Linked DNA regions of Homo sapiens: regions 1, 3, 4 and 5 are each linked to region 2. A link is a loop called in an ENCODE intact Hi-C map of the cell type or tissue named here. Cell type or tissue: K562. All regions are shown on one strand. Region 1 overlaps DOK5 (docking protein 5). Region 2 holds the start of MC3R (melanocortin 3 receptor). Region 3 holds the start of LINC01716 (long intergenic non-protein coding RNA 1716). Region 4 has its middle 210 kb from the start of DOK5. Region 5 has its middle 15 kb from the start of FAM210B.

Region 1 (5,000 bases), 1.6 Mb after region 2:
TAACTTTAGGTGCTCACAAAATTCAACTCACATCCAGCACTGACCTTCTCTTTAGAAGTTCATGGCCACTGGGGGCCCATTTGGCAGGTGTCACTGTATGATATTTCCAACTTGATTTTCTTGTGGCACTCTTCTGGAATTAAGGTCTTTGGCAACAAAGACTGTCTTTTGATTTCTACATCCCTGAACTCCAGTACAGTGCCGGAAACTCATAGATGCTCAATACAGACCACATTAATGAATGAGTGAGCAAATGCGTGAATGGTTGGATTCATATTAGACACAACACACAATACACTCACAGCTCACATGCAAAATGTCCACACACCCTTCAGAAATACCTAGGATAGAGAAAAACATGTTGCCAGAATCCAAAGAACATATGGGTGAAGAATGATCTTTTATTTTCAAATGTTTTATGAAGAGACTCCGAACAAAATAAAGGCTTTCAAAAAGGGGGGTAAAGGGGTGAGGAAAGCATGTGAGAGAAACTGTAACCCTGTAAACAACACTAACGGGTTCTTTGAACAAATAGTTTTGAACAGAACAGATAAGAGTGAGTCGAAGCACTGATTTAACTAATTGGTGATATAATCAAATATAATTTCCAGTAGTTAATCAGAACCACAGTAATAATAACTGAGGAATAGGGTGTAAACAAATAACAAATAATTAAAAGCCATTTTATTGTCAATACTGACTGTCATACAACTGAAACACTTGGAAGGAAAATCACAAGAATCCACAAAAGGACAGATTCAGAGAAGTGCAAGGGACAAAGTATCTACAATAGAAAATCATTTCGTGACATTGACTTCTTTCTGTCCAGCTGTAAAAGAGGGAACACAGAGTCAATATCTATAGAGCACGTTTCAATTACACTAAGAATTTAAAAAAGAAAAAGAAAATAAAGAAAATTATTGTATTGCAGAGTTTTCCAATGACCACACAATTAGCCAGGACTTTAAGCTTCTTCTCTTGGTCGTCATTTCCCTTGCTGTCATTCTGTGACCTCCTGGGTGAATCTGTGGCTGACACATCACAAGTGTGTTAACAATTCTTGGCAGTTACTGTCAGTGCTCAGATCTGTAGGCTGGAAAAGTCTCTGTTCGATGAAGCTTCAGAGGGCTGGAAACATCTTTTCCAAAAAGAATTTAAAATCAACAGTTACATTTCAAGAAAGCCCACAATCAAATTAGGTGGCAACAACTTTCTCTATAACAGAAATAAGTAAATGTACTTAAGGCAGAATTTTTTCCAAAGGCCTCTCAGGATGATATGTAAATGAGTCACAGAGATTGCATGATTTACGTATCATTTGCATGTGGCCTTTGGGCTGAGCCATGGTCAGTCCATTAGCAATTATTTTCTTCCTTAATTTTTCATCTGCATCAATCCCCATATCCAGGGTATTCAGGAGAAATGAGATAGAAACAGAACTATGGAAACTTTTAGCTAGAATATTCTGGAAACCTGAGCAGCAATAAGGCAGTCTTATGCTTATACTTTGGTAATCTTGTAAATGTTAAGGAGAACTTCCTAAAATTCATTTAGCCTTTATTATTTCAGGTTTAGATTTCAGACCAAACAGAGTTTAAAAAGTCAAGAAGGCAACACACAAGATCCCTATTAGCCCCCTTTGTGACATATTAATAATATAAGGGTTGTCAAGCATTTTCTAGAAAGAGCCAGACACTAAATATTTTAGGTTTTGCAGACCATATGGTCTCATTGCGACTACTGAGCCCTGCTGCCTGTAGCACAAAAGCAGCCACAGTTAATATGTAATGAATGTCGTCCTAATAATGCTTTATTAATGAAAATAGTCAGCAGGCTGGATCTGGCTCACAAGCCATTGTTTGCCAATCCCTGTAGATAATGCGTCCCTGATTTAACAAAAACTAGAGGTTCTACTGCCACCTGCTGGCCAACGGTTACCGCAAGCAAAGAAATGTACACGGCTAGGTGAAGATCTCAGGACTCACCGCAAAGCCTTTGGAACAAACTTCCGCAGCCTTGGTGAGTAAATGTGTGGATCAAGCAGGCACAAGAAACAGGATTGCAGCCAGTGGAGCATGTCCGCCCCACCCACACACATTCAAAACAATGTTGTTTTTATTTTATTTTATTTTATTTGTATGTATTTTTTTTCGCCCCGGCTGCAGTGCAGTGGCGTGATCTCAGCTCACTGCAGCCTCAACCTCTTGAGCTCAGGTGATCCTCCCACCTCAGCCTCCCAAGTAACTGGGACCACAGGTGTGTGCCACCACACGTGACTAATTCTTGGATTTTTTGTAGGGAGGGGGTCTCGCCTACATCCACCAGCCATGTGGCCTGGAGTAAGACCTTAACCTCCAAAGGTCTCTGTTTCTTCAGTCATTGAAATGGAGACCATAGTCCCACTCTCACCAACTCCCATGGTTGTCAGGAGAACCCCATAAGGCTACATGGAAGACGCCTGGTTCAGTGACACAACTGTTTAGTGCCACTCTTTGATTTCCTCAAATTATCTTAGGTCCGATCTATGATATAGGTGCCTAGTTTTTCTTGTTTTTGTTTTGAAACAGTGATGCTATCTTCCAAGGCAATTCCCACAGAAGAGTTCGGAAAACACTGGAGCAATGAAGCACCTTGGCCTAAGGGTAAAGATTGCTGAGATGATAACTTTGAGAAGGAGGTGAGAGAGTTAGAGGAACATTGTACTGAGGCCAGACACTCCGGTGCTCATGTGCAACGGCCTTGGGGCTAGTCTCCCACTTCCTCTCCTGTTCTCTTGCAATCCCTTGAATGAAAATATCGATTAAATCTGACACTGCCATGCTGAGGACCCTCTAATGCTTCCCCTCACACTTAGAATAAGCAAGTCTTGATTACCTGTATTCACCACCCCGGCTGTCTCTTTATGTCCCTTAGGCACCAGCCACACTGGCTCCTTCCTGATCTTTGAATGCCCGCAGCTCATTTCTGACTCAGGGCCTTTGCATTTGCTGACCTCTCTATGGAGAATGCCTTCCCCTGGCTCTCGGTATGGCTGCCTCTTTTAGACTTAAGGTCTTGGGGTGTTGCAGGGGCTTCCACTGACTACCCCATCTCAAGAAGTCCCTTTGTCAGCATCTTCTCAAAACCAACAGCTCTGCCTCACTTTCTTTATCATAAAAACTTTCTTTTCCACTGTTCCATATACCAAATCTGAAATTAACTATGTCTGCTTGATTATGGATTGTGACTCTCCATTAGATTATAAGCTCCGAGAGGGAAGGAATATCCCTGCCTAGGAGTCCCAGGTATGTCTGTCATCTAGCACAGCGCTTGGCCTAAACTAGATGCTCAATAAACGTTTACTGAGTAAACAAAGAATGGATGGATGGAAGAATGAGAGAGAAAAACCTTAAAATCTTTGTTACTTACTAGATAGGTAGTCTTGGACCCATTAATAACCCTTCAAATTCTCAGTTTCCTAACAGCAAATGAGAATAAAATACCCTTTCGGGCAGCTGTTTTGGGATCTAAATGAGATCATGTATGTTAGGTCCCAGCGGAAAGCTGGTACACAGTAGGTCCTCAGAAAGAGTAGCTTTTAGAAAGACCCCATTGAATATGGCTTGTCTCCCTCGTAATGATGAAATCTGAGATTTCAGCACTGCACTGGTGGCACGTGAATGCTTATTCATATAACAAGAAGGAAAAGAAGTTTCATGTCCAAATAGATGTGCAGAGCTTTGGTTTAAACAAGTTTAATCAGGTTTTTCATTGCAGGGCATCTCAGAGCCCTGAAATTATTGATTTGTTTTCTGACTCTCCATGAGAACTTAACATGTAGCATTTCCCCCAGACGCGTTTGACCACAGTAACCTTTCTTAGGGGAAAGGTGCTGTCTACCAGAGTTAGCTTTCCAAGGAACATAATTTGGGAAATGCTACTGATGTAACTGCTGTTATTTTATCCAATGCATTCCTAAAAGAATCCAGTGAATAGTATTCAACATAAACTTGTTGATTGCTTCTGTAAGTTTCTTCCATAGTTTTTTTGTTTTTTTTTTTTTTAACTGAGACAGAGTTTCACTCTTGTTGCCCAGGCAGGAGTGCAGTGGCATGATCATGGCTCACTGCAACCTCTGCCTCCTGGGTTCAAGCGATTCTCCCACCTCAGCTTTCCGAGTAGCTGGAATTACAGGCGCCCGCCACCATGCCCAGCTAATTTTTGTATTTTTAGTAGAGGTGGGGTTTCACCATGTTGGCCAAGCTTGTCTTGAACTCGAGATCTCAGGAGATCCACCCAACTCGGCCTCCCAAAGTGCTGTGATTACAGGTGTGAGCCACCACGCCCAGACAGTTTTCATTATAAACCTACTTCCAATGTTGATTTTGTATCTGCATAATCATAGAAGAGAATTTCTATGAAAATTTTAAAACGACGTGGGAGAAGCAGTGAAGGTAGATTAGGTATGTCTTGTGTGGCACGTGTCAAAACCAGCCACCTCCCTTTCCCCACCAAAAACTGTAGTAAAATGATAATTCCCAAATCAACCAGCAGGGGGCTCTCGAAGACTACATTTGAAGAAAATGACCATTATTCTCAAACCAATTTGTTAAATTCCTCCTTAAGGGTCTGTATGATTTCCAACCTTAACCTCCAGATTTGCCAGAAAAAAAAAAAAAAAGCCTGAAATTCATCAATGTAGGTGAATTGGCCAGAGGAATTACAACCCATAATCATCAGCAAAACAAGAAGAAATTAAAGGCTCTGTAACTTCATCATATGGCACACCCCAGGCCCCCAAGTCATTAACTTTTCCCAATCCTATTTCCTTTTTCTAAGGGGTATGAAAAGTAGGGGAGAGGGAAGGTAGGTAGTATAGGTAGAAGAATAAAACTTTTTTTTTAAATGTACTTGTTTAAATAGCCACTTTTGATAAGCAAGATAATTTTAGGTACTCTGTGAACATCTTTTAAATCTTCAATACTTATTATTTATTTTATTGTCTATTAAAAAGCATAACT
Region 2 (5,000 bases):
CGTCCCCGAGGAGCTTGTCGGAGTTAGAAATGCAGACTCTTAGTCCCTACCTTGGACCTGCCGAATCAGATTCTGCACTTGCACAGGATCCCAGGTGATGCTCGTGGGCCTTCCAGTTTGGAAGTGCCCCTGCAAGCTAAAACATACAGGGAGGAGAGGGGGACTAGTTTTGATGATGAAAACCTGCTGGCAGCAGCATATTGGTGCAAAAGGACATCAGCCCCAGGATGCAGAATATACCATGACCCTAACTAGGTGGGTGCTCCTGGACAACCATATCACCCCTCCAAGGCTAAATTTCTTCATTTGTAAAATGACTCACCTATTTTAGAGGTTTGCTAATGGGATAAAATGAAATAGTGTGAAAACTGATATAAGAGTGAAAAGTAAGTTATTTTTATCTTGTTTACATAGAAAAAAGACATAATCCCTATAGCTATTCATATCACTTTCAAGTAATTAGATTCCCCATTCTCTACATTTACCCACTGAGCGGCCATGGAAAGTCCTGTAATTTAGTGTCTTGATTAAAATAATGGAGAACGACAGTGGCCCGGGAACCACAAACCTGGTATTTTTGGAAACTAAATGGGAGAGTTTTGTAGTTTGGCTAAAAGGCATTGCCCTAGAAAAGACTAGCACTGTGATCAATGGAGCTGTTTATGCCACTTACAAAGTCATCACTGAATTGCAGTGAAACATACCATGGCCGTGTGCAGGAGTCACCAGAATGATTCCAGGGTGTATTTCAATGTAACACACGTTTAGCAGCCATAAAAGCTTTTTATTATTTCCAAACATCATAACCAAAGCAAGAAAGGAATGGTTTTGCTTATATTAGCAGAAAATCTTCAAGTATTAAAGAACCCCAGTATATGCTAGTGCAAGATAAACACACAATTGCACCCCAAGACACAGCTTAATATAAGAATTTGTGACAGGGGGAGATATGGGGACAGCCAGAAAGCACAAATTGAAGTTATCTTGGGCAGAAAAGGATCTGACAATGCGAGCACTAGTCAGCCAGTCTCACCCTTTGCTCCCAGGAATGAATTCCTGTACTTGATAGGATATAGACATTGATAACAGGGTCACTCAACTTTAACACAATGCCAAGCAAAAAGGGAAAAGAACAAAAAAACTTTCTCTTTCATAGATAATATTGAAGAAGTCCTGTGATAGAGATGCAATTACTATAAGCAAAAACAAGGGCTCCCAAGAAAGTCACACAGTGGTTCTACGGTTTCTCAAACTATCTTAAGCTACAGTAAAGCAATTTCTTGTGATACACACACACACACACACACACACACACACACACACACACGTATATACATGTACCCCAACCCATGATTTCCTTTCTTGTTTTAAAGGCTAAAAGTAAATGATAGAAAAAAAGAAGTTATTTTAAAAAGATTAATCTATACCTTAAAATAGCAAGGTATCAAAATACACGTACACAAGTATATTCTGATTGTCCAAAGCACTTTCTCTCTTTCGTTAGAGTTTTGAAGGTTGTCTTAGATTTAATCCATAAAAACAAAACAACAACACACACCAACACAACAACAGAAAAATAGAAGTGGGTTACATCCTCATGCTACCTTTGGGGGTGGGGACAACTGAAGGGATATGGGGGTAAGAAAAGGGGAAAACGGCATAGCATTGCTCCTTTCACAAAGAGACAATTGTCTAACTGTAAATAGAATAATAGAGTAGAACTCAGTCTCCTACGGAGTTATAAGTGCAAAGCTATCTCTCCGTGTAGCTGGCAGCAGGAGGTCGTAGCTGTAACAGGTTTGCTTGCAAGAGATCTGAACCACCCTTATTGTTCATGAGAATCCTTCAGTCTGGTCTGGCCTGGAGCATGAAGACGTGGGTGTGGAGCAGATGAGCAGACAGGCGTCGCACACCCTGGGTGTTTGGAAATGAGTGCAGAGAGCATGCAGAGAAGCCTTCGCTGATTTCTCCCAGTGACTATTTGGGAAATCAGAGTTTGTGACTTACCCATCTTGGAATCCTTTCAGAGAATCTGTTGTTCACCAATTTTCCCCTTTAAAAGGCTTTGTAAACTTAAAAACAAACGACAAGTACAATCATGGCTGTTAACACATTTTTATATTTTCTAAGTATATATATTTTTCTTTCTAAACACCTCACGTGGATGGAAAGTCAAAAGTGACCCGACTGATGATCATTTCCATGGCCCTGCATCCTATCCCAAGTTCATGCCGTTGCAGCCACAGAGAATCTCCCTAAAGGTGTTGCGCAATTCCAGGCTCCGGAAAGCGTAGATGAGTGGGTCGATGACGGAGTTGCACATGATGAGGACCAGGTAGGTGTTGAAGTGGGCAGTGTAGCAGATGCAGTAGGGGTTGGTGGGGCAGGTGATGATGAGGACCAGGTGGAGGAAGAAGGGGGCCCAGCAGAAGATGAACACGCCCAGGAGAATGGTGATGGTGACTGCCCCCTTCATGCATGAGTGTTGCTGTGGGGCCACCCCGTCGGCAGGTGGCAGTGCTGCTATGCGCTTGACGTGCAGCCGCGCAAAGAGGAACATGTGCACGTAGAGGGTGCCCATGAGGAGCATCATGGCGAAGAACATGGTGATGAGGCACACAATGACCATTTTGCTCTCCGAGTAGACGATGAACACCACGCCACAGACGCCGCAGCAGACCCAGATGGCCACGATCAAGGTGAGGGCCTTCCTCACGGTCATGATGCTGTGGTAGCGGAGCGCGTAAAAGATGGTGACGTACCTGTCGACGGCGATGGCCAGGAGGTTGCAGATGGAGGCCACCAGGGAGATGCAGATCATGGAGTCGAAGATGTTGTCCATGTGCTGGATAAACTGGTCCTCGAAGGTCAGGTAGTCGCTGTGGACGATGGCGATCATGATGGTCTCCAGGGCATTGGACACACTTACCAGCATGTCGGCCACCGCCAGGCTGCAGAGAAAGAAGTACATCGGGGAGTGCAGGTTGCCGTTCCTGACCACGGCCAGGATAACCAGGATGTTTTCCAGCAGACTGACGATGCCCAGAGACAGGAAAACCTCGGGCTTGATGAAGACCTGCTCACAGAAGGCGCTGCTGCTCTGGTTGCTGAAGAAAGGGGCTTGGAGGTGCTCCGAGCCATTAGGCAGTGTTGGCTGAACAGAGGGCAGGCAGCACGAAGCATTCATTGCTGTCAGAAGGGCTGATCCGAGCTGGGGCTCCAGCAGGGTCCGTAGGAAGCTGCTGCTGCTCACAGGAAAGACAAAATCTCCCTCCAGATACGTCTTTTGGATGCTCATTCAATCTGGCCTTAGAGTTTATTCTCCTCTAGAATAAAAGGATGGGGAGGGTAGAGAGACAGATAGTGAGAGAGGGTGGAGGAAGAGACAGAGAGAGAGAGAGACATACACACAGAGAGAAAGAGCGAAGGGGGAAGAGAGAGAGAGAGGGAGAGTAGCTAGTTAGTAGCTAGCATGCAAGTTTGTAGCTTGGAGACATAGGGAGAACTTTGCTGTTCCAGGAGGAGCAGTTTTTATCTTGTTTACATAGAAAAAATACACCATAGGGTCTCTTACCAGCTGTCTTCCTTCTGTCTCCCTCTCACCCCTCTGTTTGTCTCTCCTCACTTCCCCACCTGGGAACAGAAAACCTGCCACCGGCTGCTACAGTTACAGCTCTTTTCATGGCAAGACAGGGGATGTGTTACTTGTCGCTAGAAGTGAAGGGAGAACACTCAGGTTTTTCATATTGGCCAAGGGCAAACAACTCCTACTTAATCTTCAGCGCAGCAGAATGACCACTGAGCATCGGGCACCTCTCTGACTGACAGCAGGTACCTGGCCCTGAGGATTCTGCAGGGAGATTAAGAAGCAGACTAGTGCCCTCTGCAGGCCGCACGGCTGTCTGCTTGCTGGCTTGGCTTAGCCCTTTGTGTTTGTCATGGAAACTGCCACAGGCATCCACTCATCTGTTCATTTGTTTGTTTATTTGTTAGTTCATTCATTTGTTGTTGTTGTTTAGCAAACATTTATTGAGCGCCTACTATGTGTCAGGTCTCTGCTGAGTGCAGGAAATACAGTGGTGAGCAAGACAACAGCCACTATCTCAGGCTTCCCCGAACTCAGAGTCTGGGGTGGAAGAAGAGGAATCAATAAATGCTTGAATCAGGAAAGTCCAGGAAACCAGGGATGCAAAGAGGAAGAGCCCTAACCCGGACTGTCAAAGTTCCTGGAGGAAGGAGCACCTATGCTTTGACTTCAAGGAGGAAGAGGTCATATCCAGTTTGGGGTGGGTGGTGGGGTGGGGGCTGGAGCTGGAGGAGGTAGAAGAGGACTCCAGGCAGAGGGAATCACACGTCTGCAGCCTGGAGGCAGAGAGCACCCTGGCCATAGAAGTCATCACAGATTGTGGATGTGGAGATCCCATTTGACCCGCGGAGTCAGAATCACCCAGGTGTAAGACCTGAACAAGTGTGTTTGCAATTTTTGACAGGTGAGCTGGGGCATAGTCACAGTTGAGCTCCACTGAAAAAGAATCTTGGGCTTTTGAAAGTGCTGAAAGTAGTCTGCTCTGGTCAGAGCATGGAAATAGGAGACACAATCTGAGAAATGAGGCTGCACAGTTTCTTAAAAAGTTGAGAGGTGCCTGAATCCTGAAGGACAGCCTCAGCCAGATGTGAGAATTTGGACAGTACCTTGACAGCAATGGGGACTGTGGAAGAAACATAGGTAGGGCAGGAATGAGATGGGGTCTGCATTTTAGAAATATTCCTGGTTGCAGGGTGGAGAATGAATTAGACAGACTGAGCATGTAGGCCAGGGAGTCCGGGGCAGAGGGTGTTGCAAAGACCCAGGGTGAGATGATGGTGGCCTGGAGCAAGGGAGTGGCCATGGGGACTTGGAAGACTTGGAGGGTGGTCAGAGAGATTCAGAAGGTTGGATAATGCAGCTTCAGAACTGATGGGTTATGGGATCATGGGAGAGGGAGCAGTCAGAAACACCT
Region 3 (5,000 bases), 330 kb before region 2:
AATTAAATGGTGGTTTTGCCAGCAACCTTCAGGGCTGGGGTATTTCCAGCAAGGGATGCCCCGACTCCTCTTCCCACGGGTGTACTGTGGACGGAGAAGACACAGCCCAGGTGCAGTCAGGTCTCTTCCCCTCACACTGGAGCCACTGGGCCTTCCCTCCTCCATTTCTACAGCAGAGAAGGGTGGGAGCAGCTGTGGGATGGGGGTGGCCACCCCAAATAACTGCAGTGATAACAATAATATAAATGAAACAAAATTAGGCGAGGCTGTGTTCAAAGTGAGAAGGAAAAGACCCTTATTTGGGCCCTAACCGTGCCAAGGTTCTGAAGCAGGAGCTTCGGCTGCTTGAATAAACCCTGTGGGTGCCCAGTGCCCACTGTCCTGAATCCTTCATTTCCCTTGCCAAAAAGCAATGCATGAGGGTCGTTGGTTCTCTCTAGAACACAGAGAAGTAAACTCTGAAGACGGCCCTCCTAAAGATCTGTCCTTTCTTACACCCTTTATTAACCCTCCTGAGAAGCTCAAATGTTCTTGTAATGCCACACGGGACCAGCTGTGAGCGCAGGGTCTGGAGGCCAGTGGAGACAGGGCAAGTCCTCACCCACCCCTCCCAGCCTTGCGCATGTCACGTCACCTCCCTGAGCCTCAGAGTCCTCATTTGCAAAATGGAAATAAACCTCCCTGCAAGGCTGCTGGGATGATGAAATGAGGTAAGGTTATAAAATACATACCTCTGTGGTCACACTATGAAAATGAGCACTTTGGTCAGAAGAAGCTCTTTGGACAGATGGCCACGACCTCAGACACACAGTTCCCCAGTAGGGAGCAGCTACTGAAAATTGCTGAGTGACCCTGGGCCGGGCCCCACCTCTTTCAGGATCTCAGCTTCCTCTCCTGTAAAGCAAAAAATTGCTGGGCGAGAGCTCCACTAAATTCCTGAAATTCTGTACACCTGGGACATGACCTGGAGCACACAGCCCCGCTCACAGGCTCTCTGGATGCCTGTTCATCAGCAGGAAGAAGGAGCTGGGCTTCCAAAGCACCATGGCTTCTGTCCTCACTGGCCGTTTCTGCATCTCATTCTGGGGTGCCTGCCTGGCACCTCCGGCCCTAACACTGTCCAGCCTTCCGCTGGAGCTAGAGCCTTGGGCTCACTGCTGACCTGGGGAGTGGAAGTCCTGCATTTTGAACAGAGCCTTGAGAATTCTTGCTTTCTTTCTTTTATTATTATTATTTTTTTGAGACGGGGTTTCGCTGTTGTTGCCCAGGCTGGAGTACAATGGCACAATCTCAGCTCACCACAACCTCCGCCTCCCGGGTTCAAGTGATTCTCCTGCCACAGCCTCCCAAGTAGCTGGGACTACAGGCATGCACCACTATGCCCAGCTAATTTTGTGTTTTTAGTAGACACGGGGCTTCTCCATGTTGGTCAGGCTGGTCTCAAACTCCCGACCGGTGATCCGCCTGCCTTGGCCTCCCAGAGTGCTGGGATTACAGGTGTGAGCCACTGTGCCTGGCCCGAGAAATCTTGCTTTCTACCTGCTTTTCTCTGAGCCTCAGTTTCTTCCTCCCTAAGATAAGGTGGTTAGACATTTACTTATTATAATTTTTTTTTTTTAATAGAAATGGAGGTCTCACCATGATGCCCAGACTGGTCTCAAACTCCTGGCCTCAAGCAATCCTCTCCCAAAGTGCTGGGATTACAAGTGTGAGCCACTGTACCCAGCCCCTATTTTTTTTGTTTGTTTGTTTGTTTGAAACGGAGTCTCACTCTGTCACCCAGGCTGGAGTGCAGTGGTGCGATCTCGGCTCACTGCAATCTCTGCCTCCCGGGTTCAAGCAATTCTCCTGCCTCAGCCTCTTGAGTAGCTGGGACTTCAGGCACACGCCGCCACACTCAGCTAATTTTTTTTTTTTTTTTTTTAGAGATGGGGTTTCACCATATTGCCCAGGCTGGTCTCAAACTCCTGAGCTCAGGCAACCTGCCCGCCTCGGCCTCCCAAAATGCTGGAATTACAGGCTTGAGCCACTGCGCCTGGCCTTTTATTTATTATTTTTTTGAGACAGAGTCTCACTCTGTCGCCAGGCTGGAGTGCAGTGGTGCGATCTCAGCTCACTACAACCTCCACCTCCTGGGTTCATGCCATTTTCCTGCCTCAGCCTCCCAAGTAGCTAGGATTACAGGTGCCCGCCACCATGCCTGGCTAATTTTTTGTATTTTTAGTAGAGACGGGGTTTCACCGTGTTAGCCAGGATGGTCTCGATCTCCTGACCTCGTGATCCGCCTGCCTCGGCCTCCCAAAGTGCTGGGATTACAGGCGTGAGCCACTGCACCTGGCTGACAGCTGCCATTTCTTACTGGGTCTTCACTGTGAGAGATGAGTGTGTTGCTGTCCCCATGAGTCGGATACAGAACCTGAATCCTCTTTGGTCATATGGCTGGGAGTGCAGGAACCGGGACTTGAACTCAGGCCTATAGACCCTGAACTTTGGTGGGAGGAGAGACCTGGGTCCAAATCCTGTCTCCACAAGTACACGGAGCCCTGGGAAAGCAAGATGGGAGATGTGCAGTCCTTAGGTTTGGCCACATGATGGCAAGCTGACCCCAGGCATGTGTTCCTAGGCCTTGCCATCAAAGAGGCACAAATGTGTGTTGACTCCCCAGCCCATACCTTATTTTCTCTCTCCAGTCCTGAATCTGGTTTTGCAGGGATTGCAATGATCTTTAAAATAAAATAAAATAAAATAAAATAAGATCAGGGATTATGTTAAAGTCTCTCGGGACTTCTCATCATATTGAGAATAAAATCAACAAATCCAGGTAAGACCTGGCCCCTGCACACCCTTCCTCCTCCACGTTCTTCCATCCTGCAGGCAGCCTGCCTGCTCCGGGACAACTGTGGGTGAGCAATGGCTCAGCTGGCTCAACTGATAAATTTGGAGGTTGGGCCCTGGGTGGTCCAGGGATTCTCCCATCCTGCCATCCTATAGTTCCATGATTTGGAGACTGAGAGTCTTGTGTATGCTGATAAAATTAACCGCTCCAGGCCAATAACATGAAACTTGAAGCTCTGGTTTGAGAGTGATTTCATTCGTTCATTCATTTATTCATCAAAGTCTTTTTTTTTTTTTTTGAGACTGAGTTTTGCTCTTGTCGCCCAGGCTGGAGTGCAATGGCGTGATCTTGGCTCACTGCAACCTCCGTCTCCTGGGTCCAAGCAATTCTCCTGCCTCAGCCTCCCAAGTAGCTGGGACTACAGGCATGCCCCACCATGCCCAGCTAATTTTTTTTTTTTTTTTGAGACGGAGTTTTGCTCTTGTTGCCCAGGCTGGAGTGCAATGGCGCAATCTCGGCTTACTGCAACCTCCGCCTCCCAGGTTCAAGCGATTTTCCTGCCTCAGCCTCCTGAGTAGCTGGGACTACAGGCATGTGCCACTACGCCTGGCTAATTTTGTATTTTTAGTGGAGATGGGATTTCTCCATGTTAGTCAGGCTGGTCTCGAACTCCTGACCTCAGGTGATCTGCCCACCTCAGCCTCCTAAAGTGTTGGGATTACAGGCGTGAGCCACCCCGCCTGGCCTAATTTTTGCATTTTTAGTAGAGATGGGGTTTCACTATGTTGGCCAGGCTGGTCTTGAACTCCTGACCTCAGGTGATTCACCTGCCTAGGCCTCCCAAAGTTCTGGGATTACAGGCGTGAGCCACCACGCCCAGCCATTTATTCATCAAATATTGATCTATCTCCTCCTCTGTGCCCAGCACTTGGGATACCATTAATAGTGGTGCAGAAAGATGTCAAGAGGAGGTCACAGCCACACTCCAGCTCCAGCCGTGTCCTCAGGCCACCCCAAATAACTGTAGTGATAACAATAACATAAATGAAACAAAATTAGGCAAGGCTGTGTTCAAACTTCAGGAGATGGGTTATGATTTAATTTTTGAAAGGCAGAAGCCAATTCTGTAATCTATCATTGGAATAACTGACCACTCATAGAAGAAGGAGGAGGAAGAAGGAGGAGTAGGAGGAGGAGGAGGGCAAGGGGAAGGGGCAGGGGAAGAGGAAGGGAGGAAGAGGACGACGCCAGGTGTGAGCCACCACCCAGCACTTTGAGAGGCTGAGGTGGGTGGATCACTTGAGGTCTGGGGGTGGCACTGGAGGTGGGAGAGGCAGGGAGGGGCTGGCTGGGAAGGGCTGTGTAAACCAAGTTAAGGAGGTTAGCTTCACCTGAAGAGCAATAGGGAGCGTGAAATGGTTTTAAGCAAGGGACTGGCTTGATTTGATTTTTATTCTAGAAAGATCTCAATGGCAGCAGCGTGAAAAATGGGGGCTGTCGATCACTTAGGAGGCTGTCACAGTGTCCAGGCAGGAGCTGATGGTGGCCTGGCCTAGGGTGGCAATGTGAGGATGGAAAAAGTGAGGTCTGAGGAGGGGAGGGTTTAGGGAGGAGGAGGAGGGAATCAAGCTTGGCAGCCAGGCACCAGGTGGAAGGGTGGCACCAGTGCCGGCTCCAAGGGAGACTGGGAGCAAACCAATGTGGAAGGCCCTGGACAGTCTGATTTAGGAAACACTAAGTGTGGAATGCCCAAGAGACAGAACAGGGGTATCCAGCAGGCCACGGACATGTGAGTTGACAGCAAGACCAGAGATGCAATATGGGAGTCTCAGCTTCTAGATTATGTTAAAAACCTTGGCCATGGATGAGACCATCCCATGAGAGTCTAGCTAGAGGGGGACCCAGGGCTTAGCCATGCAGAAAGCCAACATTCAGAGAACAGAAAGAGGAAAAGTTGGAAATGAAGACTGAGAAGAGATGGCCAGGGAGGAGGTGGGAAAGCCATGAGCGTGTTCCAGGAGAGGAGGGAGGAGAGCGCCCTGGGTCCGAGGAAGGAGGCAGGAGGATCAGAGGGAGGAGGCAGGAGGGTCAGAGGGAGGAGGCGGGAAAGCCATGAGCGTGCCCCAGGAGGGGAAGCAGGGGAGCACCCTGGGTCAGCTGCGTC
Region 4 (5,000 bases), 1.6 Mb after region 2:
GGAAAGACCACACCTGAGCCTTGTAGCTGAACCCAAGCTCATGCCCTGAAAGTAAAATCATGGGTAACATCGCAGTCCAGAACAGACAGCTCAGAGAGCCAGCCGCTTTGGCAAACAGCCCTTTCAGTACAGCCTGTTTGGGAAGTTCTAGATGCCAGATTATTACCAAGCAGGCCAGTGAGATCCTCAGACCTGCAGGTATGTGGTACCCAGTGAGCAGGGGTCAGTGGGGCCTCCCCGCTAGCTGGCTGCACACTCCTTTGTACTGGGGAATGCATCCCTGGTTTTCAGTCTTGGCATTTCTTGCTAGGAAGGTCAGCTGAAACCTCCAGAAGCTAGACCCACTAATAACAAACACAGAGGCACAAGTTGAGCAATAAACTTGACCAGCTGATTGCAGACAAGGAGTCTTATGGGCAAGGTGCACATCAAAATTACAGTCAGGAGGCAATAGTTGAAGCTTATGGGCAGAATGCGACAGAGTGGAGGATGCCCATGCCACCTGGGCCCGCCCTGTGACTGCCCAGCAGAACCCCCTGGGACAAAGAACGGTGCCACCTCTCTCCAGCCAGATGCTAGAGGCAGGTCTCCTGGTCTGTATCTTTCGCTCGCTCTCCCCATTCTTCTACCCCTCCCCACCCCAGCAGGGTCCAGGTCTGCTCAAAGAAGGGGGTTTTGGTGCAGATATGCAGACAAGAAGCAGGCTTGCCTGGATTTTTTTTTTCCAGTGGGAGCTCCAGCAGGCTTGGAAATAGCTGGTCCCTAGCATCACCTTTCCATTCAATAGCAAAGCAGTGGAGGAGAGAGGGAGAGAGATGGAGAGACACTGGTCTGTGAGGAGCCAATGGCGAAGGGCAAGAAATGCTCCACAAACGAAGAACACAGTATTTATTCCCACTGGGGGAAGAGAAGCAGGTTCTGAATATACACAAATAAGAACCAGAATTGGGTAAAGCAGTGAAAAGTAGGAGGAAGAAAATAGAATTGGGGCTAGGAGGAGGATCTCAGCCCCCCAGTGCCTTGTGCAGGAGAGAAATGAAGCACAGGTCAGCACATGTGAGCGGTATACACGAAGCAGATCACTTTAACACTCATTCCTGACATCAAAGGGGATGGAGCGAGTCCTGCTGCACACTTTGCACTTGCTGGCCTCAGACCAAGCACTTCTCAGGCAGTTCCTCACCCCCGGCACAGGAGCTGGCGCCCATCATCCTTCCCACGTCAAAGAAGAGGGCACAAAGTCAGAGCCAGCCAGGGACAAGCTGAGCTGAAGAGGCAGAAGAAAGATCTGCCTGTTTTCCAGAAGAGCCGCACCCATCTCTTGCCTTTTCAAGTGCCTTTCCCCTGCCCCCTGAACTTATTCTCCTTCTTTGCACAGCTCCTGCCCAACCTCTTCCTTCATGCTGAGAAGGATGACGGTGAGAAAAAAACATATGGTGCCCAGAACAGTCCTATTTCTCTTTCTCAAGAGAAAAGCTGCAGGGGAAACAGGGGACAGGCTTATCCAGCTTCCTTCCAGAAGGGGCCAGACCAGTGCCTGTGTAAGCAAGAAGAAAAAAAAAAAAAAGGAAGGAGAAAACAAAAAGAAAATAATTTCTGCAAAGAAATTTGGACCGTTAGAACTGTTACTTGCTGTGAGGGCTGGCAATGCCCTCCTAAGGAACTGTCTGGATTCAATGCTGTGTTTTTGGAGTGGAAAAAAATCTACATGGGGTCAAAGAAATAAATGACAATTTTAAACTCTGCCTGCTGACTGTCCCTCCTTCTGCGGCCACAGCTGGTCACAGCTCTGGCTTTTGTCCCCTGCTGACTGGCCTCTGACAAATCCAATGCCCATTCACCTCTGGCTGGGTGCTCTTGGGCTGAGCTTCTGAAAACTTATCTGTTTAAAATAGTTCCATATTCTATTTGTTATAAACAGGTTTTCTGCAGCAGGTCTTCTGTTGAAATCCATATGCCTTGAGAAGCTGGAATATGGAAGAGGAAGCTCATTTTTTTTCTCCTCACTCTCAGCATAGTTCTCTGACCACCTATTAACTCATGCTTCTTTTCAGCGATGCTTCCAGAGACAATCCTTAGAATAATACAGATGTTCTCCTTGTATACAGTTTGCCTAGCAACCGCAGCAGACATAAACATTACGGGCTTGGCGTGGCACAAACTGAAGTAAGTGCCATAAGATAAATAGGAAAGGAAAAGTGTGTAAGCTGTTTTTATTTTATTAGCTTTAATAAACCTAGGCTTAGGCGGGGATCAGACAATCCAGCCAGCATCATTAAACAAAGAAAGTTGCTCATTTTTTTGCGCCTTTTTTTTTTCCAAATGAGAACATCGCCACCTGGCGGGAAATGTCTTCACCAGCAATTTCTGAAACAACGCAAAAGACAAAATTAAACCCAAACCTGACCACAGAGGTTAGCTGCCGGCAGCGAGAACGAACTCCAGACAATAGAAGGAGGTCAGGTTTCAAATTACTCGCTGACCTTTTAGAGTCCCTTATATATATCTGGTTCCCAGGAGATCAATCTCCTACAAACTCTTTGTTCTACTACAACGCTTGTCTTTCCTAGATATGGTCTTCCAGAAACACCTGTTCTAGCTGCTACTTACTCCTATTTTACCTATTATTTAATGGCTCGTACACTACCCACCTTCTTGAGTTCATCAAAACCCCCACATCTGTTTGCTTTCTCCCTCCTGTGACGTTCTAATACTCCGTGCATGCCAAAAGATGGACAATCAATAATCAATCAATCGATAATGATCAATAATAATTAATAGGAAAAAGATTTCCCAGTATCTGTTGCATAGGCAAAGGGAGATTAAAAAACAATCTGCTCATTGCTCCTGAGCTATTGGAATTTTCTCCTTAACTAAGGTATGAGCTCCTGGAGCTCTTAAATGTCTATGCCAAGGTCTCAAGCCAGAAGCCACAGCGACAATCCGGCCTGGAGATAGGTGTGGTTTTGACGTGCACACTGTAAAAACAAAACAATATCCATTGTTTCAAAATCAGATTTCACATAAAAATGTGGATTATCACAATTTCTTTTCTTTGTTTTTAATTTTTAGAGACGGTCTTGTTATGTTGCTCAGGCTGATCTTGAACTCCTGGGCTCAAGTGATCCTCCTGCTTCAGCCTCCCAAGTAGCTCGGATTATAGGCATGTGCCGGCAACCCCACCTCAGGATTTCTATAATTTCTAAAAACTCTTAATACCTGCCAAAGCTGACTCCACAGGGAGCAGACTTGTTCCCATTTTTCCACAGTCCCCAGCATATTCTGTTGTCTCATTAATGCTGAGTCTGAATTTCAGTTGTTGCTCTGAGCTTTTTCTTACATTTGAGAAATATGTTTTATATCTATGTCTCTACTGAAAGTAGGAAATAGTGGCCGGGCGCGGTGGCTCACGCCTGTAATCCCAGCACTTTGGGAGGCTGAGGCGGGCGGTTCACGAGGTCAGGAGATCAAGACCATCCTAGCTAACATGGTGAAACCCCGTCTCTACTAAAAATACAAAAAAAAAAAAAAAATTAGCTGGGCGTGGTGGCGGGCCCCTGTAGTCCCAGCTACTCGGGAGGCTGAGGCAGGAGAATGGCGTGAACCCAGGAGGCGGAGCTTGCAGTGAGCCAAGATGGCACCACTGCACTCCAGCCTGGGCGACTCTGTCTCAAAAAAAAAGAAAAGAAAAGAAAAAGGAAGTAGGAAATAGTAATAGCCCAAACAGAGCATATATTCAAAAAAATGATGGCAGAAAGCCTATTTCTTGGGAATCATATCCATATAATACACACACATACAATGCACTTTATTTCTTTGTGTTAACGCCTCTGTGAGCATTTGAATTCCCAAGCCCTGGTTTGCAGTAAGAAGCTCTATACCTCCCACAAGAGTTTTGTTCAAAATGCTTTCCCTGCCCAGCCCAGGCCTCTGCTCCTTCCTCGCTTTGCCTATGCAACAGACACTGGAAACTCTTTTTCTTATTTATTCATTGATTGTTATTGATTATTATTGAGGATTGATTGTACAGATGGGGTCTCGCTTTGTTGCCCAGGCTGATTTCAAACTCCTGGCTTAAGTGATCCTCCCATCTCAGCTTCCCAAAGTGTTGGGAATGCAGGTGTGAGCCACAACCATTTTTATCTTGTCTATTCATTTATGTATTATATAAATTAATTCTCAGTAAGAATTAGCTATTGTTAAAACTCCAAGGATGCAGCTACATCGCACTTTTCCATCGCTCCTGCTTGGAATGTTCTTCAAGATTGCACATGAGCTAGGTGCGGTGGCTCATGCCTGTAACCCCAACACTTTGGGAGGTCCAGGCAGAAGGATTACTTGAACCCAGGAGGTCAAGGCTGCAGTGATCTACGATCATGCCACTGCACTCCAGCCTGGGTGACAAAGCCAGACCCTGTCTCAAAGAAAAAAGATTTTATATGACACCCTCTTTCCCCAACACATAAAAACACTCCTCCTCCATGTTCTACCATTTGACTATAACTTTTTCATGAAACTTATTACTGTCAGATATTTCTTTTCTTATTTTAAAAATCATTCCGTGTTTCATTTTAAAACCATCAGTTATTTCTATTTGATTATTTGTTTATCATCTGTCTCACTGGAGTGAAGATATCCACAAGAATAGGAAATTCCTGGTACTTTGCAGACTTCAATAAATATTTCTCAATAAATGAATCTAGGAATCTTTTTTTTTTATTATTTCACACTAGAGAAGACAAGGAAAGGAGACAACTCATTCCTGCATAATTCACAGAGAGAACTTAGTATCCCACACCTGAGGTCATTCTGACAATACCAGTTTGCTATGACTGCAGCAGTGAGAGAAACATCCTTACTCAAATTTCAGTTGCTGCCCACCTGTCTGTGCTTACTGACACTGCAGCAGAGCTGTGCTTCTGCTTGCCTTCTCTATGAAGGTGTGTGCAGCTGCAGTATACATCAATGTCTTCATCAGCTCACTATGCACTGGAGAACCA
Region 5 (5,000 bases), 95 kb before region 2:
AGGGCTTGTAGCTGTTGTATCATTAGTTCGCTCCTCAAGTATTTATAGAGTCTGTTAATTTGCCCAGCGCTATGCCAGGCGCTGGGTGATGGGGTGGACAGCTTGGCCCTTGCTCTTATGGAGCTTAGAGTTGGGTGTGGGTGATGCACAACAAACTAACAGCCAAGTGAGGAAAGCATCATGAATTGTGGTGGCATTGGGTGATCAGAAAGGCCTCATCCAGAAGGATGCACTTGCTGTGTGCAGCGGGAGAAGGAGCGCACAGGGGTTGCAGTGGGAAGAGGCTGCCAAGAATGGGGATGGCATGGCGCATTTCCAAAGGAAGAAGAGAACTTGGCGTATTGGGAGGTGGGGGCAGCACTCTGGGAAGACCAGCGTGGCAATGATGCAAGAAGCATGAGACAGCTTGGAAAAACTGCCAGAAGCCTGATCTGCAGGGCCTCATGGCCATGTGGATTTCAGCCTAGCTGCAGGGGGTAACTGTTGAGGGGTTTTAATCAGGGGAATGACACAATCCAATGACGCTTGCTGGGTAGAGAATGAGTTGGAGGAGGCAACACAGGAAATGGGAGACCCATTGAGAGGGTTGTGCAGAATTCTGGGTGAGAGAGGATGTGACTTGGGCTCTAGTGGTGACAATGTTGATGGCCTGGAGGTGGGACGAGGAAAGGAGGACCCACGGAGGCCCTAGAGACTTCACGTCCGAGCACCCAGCTGGATGGTCAGGCATTTATGGGAATTGCTGCCATATGGAAGTAAATCAAGATTGTCCCTTTGGACAAGTTGTATTCCAGGGTTGGTGTGAGACATCAGCGGACGTGTCAGGAGGCAGCTAACAGGTGAGAACCCAGGGCTCCAATCTTCTCTAAAATCACATCCTAGTCAGCTCCTCAACACTGTGGGCCAATGCTCAGACACAGGGACATTGTAAGGTGATGTTGATTCTCAGATGACCAGGGAGTGGTGTATATCTGTGTGTGTGTGCATGTGTGTGTGTGTGTATGCCCTGTCTCCCATTTATCCTTCAGCAATTTGGAAGCATTGCTCAGCAACCTCCCTCAGTCAGCCTCACAAGGTTGCAAAGGGCAATACCTTGGAAAGCATCAGGTTTGATCACAAGGGTTGTGACCCAGGTCTGTGTTGGGGAGAGAGATGGCTTGGAGCTCTGGATTCCAGCTCGACCCCCACCACTCCCCAACAACTTACTGATTTCTGGGTGTGGCAAGTGAGTGATCTGAACTCCTTAGCCCCACTCAGCTTCTCCATGTTCTCTCTATAAGATGGGGACAAATACCCAGGGCCACCCTGCCAGCGTGGCAATGAGGAACGTCATGGAAGGGTGTTGGCGGGAGTGGTGGGACAGGTGGAGAAGAAACAAAGCCACTTGATTAGTTTAGTTTCTCCTTTTTAATAGATAACCAAGAAAAATGGCAGGAAGTGGGGAGAGATTTGGTCTGCCAATATGTATCCAAGAAGAAAACCTGGCATTTGAGTTCTGGTCCTCCTGCTTGCTTGCTAGTTGACCTTGGATTAATTACTTAATATCTCTGAGTTTATTTTCTTATCAGTGAAATGGAGGTAACACTGTTCTTGAATTTATGGGAATGCTTGACATTTAAAAACGTTCCAGCCGGGCACGGTGGCTCACGCCTGTAATCCTAGCACTTTGGGAGGCAGGCGGATCACTTGAGGTCAGGAGTTTGAGACCAGCCTGGCTAACATGGTGAAACTCCATCTCTATTACAAATACAAAAATTAGCCAGGAGCGGTGGTGCATGCCTGTAATCCCACCTATTGGGGAGGCTGAGGCAGGAGGACTGCTTGAACCTGGAAGCCGGAAGTTGCAGTGAGCTGAGATTGTGCCACTGCACTCCAGCCTGGGTGACAGGGCAAGACTCCGTCTCAAAAAAACAAAACAAACAAAAAACATTCCATACACGGAAGAGTCTTAGTGCTTGGGAGATAATAAGTGCATAGCCCATGTACCTGCTACCATTTACTATGATGACAGTGAAGACTACTATTTGTTATTATTGTTATTACATTACTATTATTACATTACTATTATGCAGAGGAGTTTCAGGCCTAATTAATAAGAAGAGCTGCACTTTCTATGCCAGGCTCTGAGTGCTTGGTGCAGATGGTCACACCCCTATTGGTGTTGGAATTATCACCATTTCGATTTTGCAGATGAAGGAACTGAGGCTTGGGGAAGTTAAGGGAGGATGGGGGCAAGGGTGGATTCCTGGGATTCTACCCGACGTGGGAGGCTTCCTGAGCCACGGCTGGCCTGGGAGCTGAGTTTCTTGCAGACCCGTGCCCGGTCATTCAAACGGTTCCCATCAGCATTTCCAGCACGCTCCGAGGCTGAGAGTTGCGCGCTCGTGCAGGAAGGCAATCTGGATCTGATGGTTGCAGGGGGCTGCAGAGCTCGGCCTCGGAAGCGGGCGTTAGGGGATCAGGGCTCCGCGGGCGTCCAGCTTGGAGGTGAGCGGGGGTCCTGGCGGGGCGAGGAGCGGGTCCCGGCACCGGATGACCTTGCACCAGGCGGCCTCGCCCACGAGGTGGCGCCGCAGGCTCTGCCAAGGCTCCGACCGCGCAAGGGGAGGCGCAGCCCAAGACTTCGAGGTTTCGCGGAGTCCCAAAGGCAGCTCCTCAAGACAGCCTCGGGCAACTGAGCCTCTAGACCCTCCGCAAGCCGCAATTGCCTTTTTTGGAAGCTTGTCGTAAATTCATCAGGCTTGGGCGCTGCAGAGCTAAACAGGCAACTGACATTAACTACTCTTCTATTTTCTTTTTTTCTTAATTTTTTCCATTACATCAAAATGAGTCCCCATTTATGCACTACGTACGACTTGACACAATATCTTCAAAGAGGAATATGGCAACACAGCAGGTAGTTTTACAGATGGGGAAACTGAGAGATTATGAGTGGAGTGGAACCAACATGGAACCCAAGGCTGTTTGGCTCCCAAACTGCCCTTTTTCTAAATCCTCAGGTTATTGAATAACCTCTCCCTACTCCTCCCGCAGATTCTTCCACCAGCTATTGGCAGGGGAAGGAAATAGGGGAAGTAGAGGGAGAGATTTTCTGAGAAGTGAAAAGTGATTTCTGGGTATGGCACAACAATTGCGTTCATGGCTGGGCATGGCTTTGGGATACATTGAGGAGGGAGATCATTCTGGGATCAGGAATGGCAAGCCCTCCCTTGCCCACGGGGCCAGATGGTCGTATAAATGAGTGAAGCAGCGAGGACAAGGCTTGTGCAGGAGAAACACACCCGTCTAAGGAAGGAAGCTGCTTCTGGGCTCTAGCACATGGATACCGCTGGCCATGTGGCCTAAGGTGGCCACATCCACTGATCTCTTAAGATAACTGTATGGTAGATTGCAAAAATGGCCACAAATTCTTTCCCTCCCATCCAGGGTGGAGTCTCTTTCTCCACCCCTTGAGTCTGGGCTGGCCTAACACTTGCTCTGGCTAATAGAATACAGCAGAAATGATGGCATGTGCGTTTGAGCCCAGCCCTCAAAATGTCTTGCACCCTTTGGCTTTTGTCTTTAGAAACTAGTCCACTGTAAGATGAGACCACGTACAGCATCTCAGCCGAGGACACCCTTGGCCAGCCTGCCTCATCTGATCTGGCAGCTGACTACAAACCCATGGACAAGCCCAGCTGAGATCAGCCAGGCTGGCCCTGGCCAGCAGAACCATCTGGCTGAGCCCAGCCCAAATTGCTGAATGACAAAAACAAGAGAGAGTAAATGGTTGGTTGTTACACAGAAAATGCTAACTGATCCAAGCTGAATATCTGGGTTTTAAGAATGTAAAATCTCCTGATTTTTAAATGTTGGCAGTGAGTTTAAAAAGAAAATCCACAGGTCAAACCAAATATTTCTGAATGCTGCATGGGGCCCTGGCAATCACCAGTTTGCAAACAATGCTATAAAGCGGGGGTGTCCAATCTTTTGGCTTCTCTGGGCCACGCTGGAAGAATTGTCATGGGCCATACATTAAATACACTAACACTAACAACAGCTGATGAGTTAAAAATAATCACAAGAAAACTCATAATGTTTTAAGAAAGTTTATGAATTTGTGTTGGGCTGCATTCAAAGCCCATGCAGCCCTCAGGCTGTGGGTTGGACAAGCTTGCTATAAAGTCTATAGAATGGAATGAATCTCGTTTGGCTGCTTGCAGCAATCTTGGCATATGTAAGTCTTAGTAAATGAATAAATACTAATAGAATGTGAGTGTATGGAATGATTTCTTACACCTTATACAAAAATTAATTCAAGATGCCAAAGTGCATCAGTGTATTTATGCTTTCCTCTTGAGATATGTACCAGTGGGTGAGTTCCTTTGTTCAAGATGATCTCTGGTCCTGTTTAAAAATAGAATCTTCTCCAGGTGTGGTAGCTCATGCCTGTAATCCTAGCAATTTGGGAGGCTGAGGCAGGTGGATCACTTGAGGTCAGAAGTTCGAGACCAGCCTGGGCAACATGGTGAAACCCCGTCTCTACTAAAAATACAAAAATTAGTCAGGCATGGTGGCAGGCACCTGTAATCCCAGCTACTCAGGAGGCTGAGGCAGGAGCATTGCTTGAACTGGAGAGGCAGAGGTTGCAGTGAACCAAGATCTCCCATTCTGTGGGTTACCTGTTCACCTGATAGTAGTTTCTTTTGCTGTGCAGAAGCTCTTTAGTTTAATTAGATCCCATTTGTCTATTTTGGCTTTTGTTGCCATTGCTTTTAGTGTTTTAGTCATGAAGTCCTTGCCCATGCCTATGTCCTGAATGGTATTGCCTAGGTTTTCTTCTAGGGTTTTTACGGTTTTAGGTCTAACAGTTAAGTCTTTAATCCATCTTGAATTAATTTTTGTATAAGGTGTAAGGAAGGGATCCAGTTTCAGCTTTCTGCATATGGCTAGCCAGTTTTCCCAGCACCATTTATTAAATAGGGAATCTTTTCCCCATTTCTTGTTTTTGTCAGGTTTGT

The links. Hi-C counts contacts between places; a loop is a spot of excess contacts. Peaks named below come from ENCODE experiments on the same cell type or tissue, not always from the same donor. Only the 100,000 strongest peaks of a DNase experiment are listed, where the experiment ranks them.
Region 1: a loop joins it to region 2, with 9 times the contacts of the local background. A loop is called at or near these places in 2 of 110 quality-filtered maps.
Region 3: it touches region 2 in a loop (19-fold over the local background); 9 of 110 quality-filtered maps call a loop at or near these places.
Region 4: a loop joins it to region 2, with 8 times the contacts of the local background. A loop is called at or near these places in 7 of 110 quality-filtered maps.
Region 5: it touches region 2 in a loop (7-fold over the local background); 25 of 110 quality-filtered maps call a loop at or near these places.

The regions. Positions count from the first base shown.
Region 1 is chr20:54,646,553-54,651,552 of GRCh38, reverse strand. It overlaps DOK5 (docking protein 5), which reads right to left. Exons shown (of 8, transcript NM_018431.5): 8 at 384-1,138. The coding sequence ends at 1,074. Among named protein-coding and RNA genes, the nearest start is that of DOK5, 170 kb to the right of the region's middle. In K562, CTCF peaks have their summits at 1,919 (motif pointing left) and 4,534 (motif pointing right); DNase peaks (open chromatin) are centred at 1,912 and 4,492.
Region 2 is chr20:56,247,031-56,252,030 of GRCh38, reverse strand. It overlaps MC3R (melanocortin 3 receptor), which reads right to left and starts at 3,299. Exons shown (of 1, transcript NM_019888.3): 1 at 2,216-3,299. The coding sequence starts at 3,187. The coding sequence ends at 2,216. RefSeq lists a silencer at 3,829-3,898. In K562, CTCF peaks have their summits at 2,502 (motif pointing right) and 3,892 (motif pointing left); DNase peaks (open chromatin) are centred at 2,490 and 3,860; H3K27me3 peaks cover 703 bases.
Region 3 is chr20:56,575,285-56,580,284 of GRCh38, reverse strand. LINC01716 (long intergenic non-protein coding RNA 1716) reads right to left here and starts at 2,722. Exons shown (of 6, transcript NR_136537.1): 1 at 2,673-2,722; 2 at 2,335-2,543; 3 at 732-894; 4 at 1-84. In K562, a CTCF peak has its summit at 2,593 (motif pointing right); a DNase peak (open chromatin) is centred at 2,594; H3K27me3 peaks cover 1,919 bases.
Region 4 is chr20:54,678,369-54,683,368 of GRCh38, reverse strand. No RefSeq gene overlaps it. Among named protein-coding and RNA genes, the nearest start is that of DOK5, 210 kb to the right of the region's middle. In K562, a CTCF peak has its summit at 2,340 (motif pointing left); no DNase peak of the experiment used is centred here.
Region 5 is chr20:56,341,617-56,346,616 of GRCh38, reverse strand. No RefSeq gene overlaps it. Among named protein-coding and RNA genes, the nearest start is that of FAM210B, 15 kb to the left of the region's middle. RefSeq lists a silencer at 2,370-2,664. In K562, a CTCF peak has its summit at 2,571 (motif pointing right); a DNase peak (open chromatin) is centred at 2,566; H3K27me3 peaks cover 1,959 bases.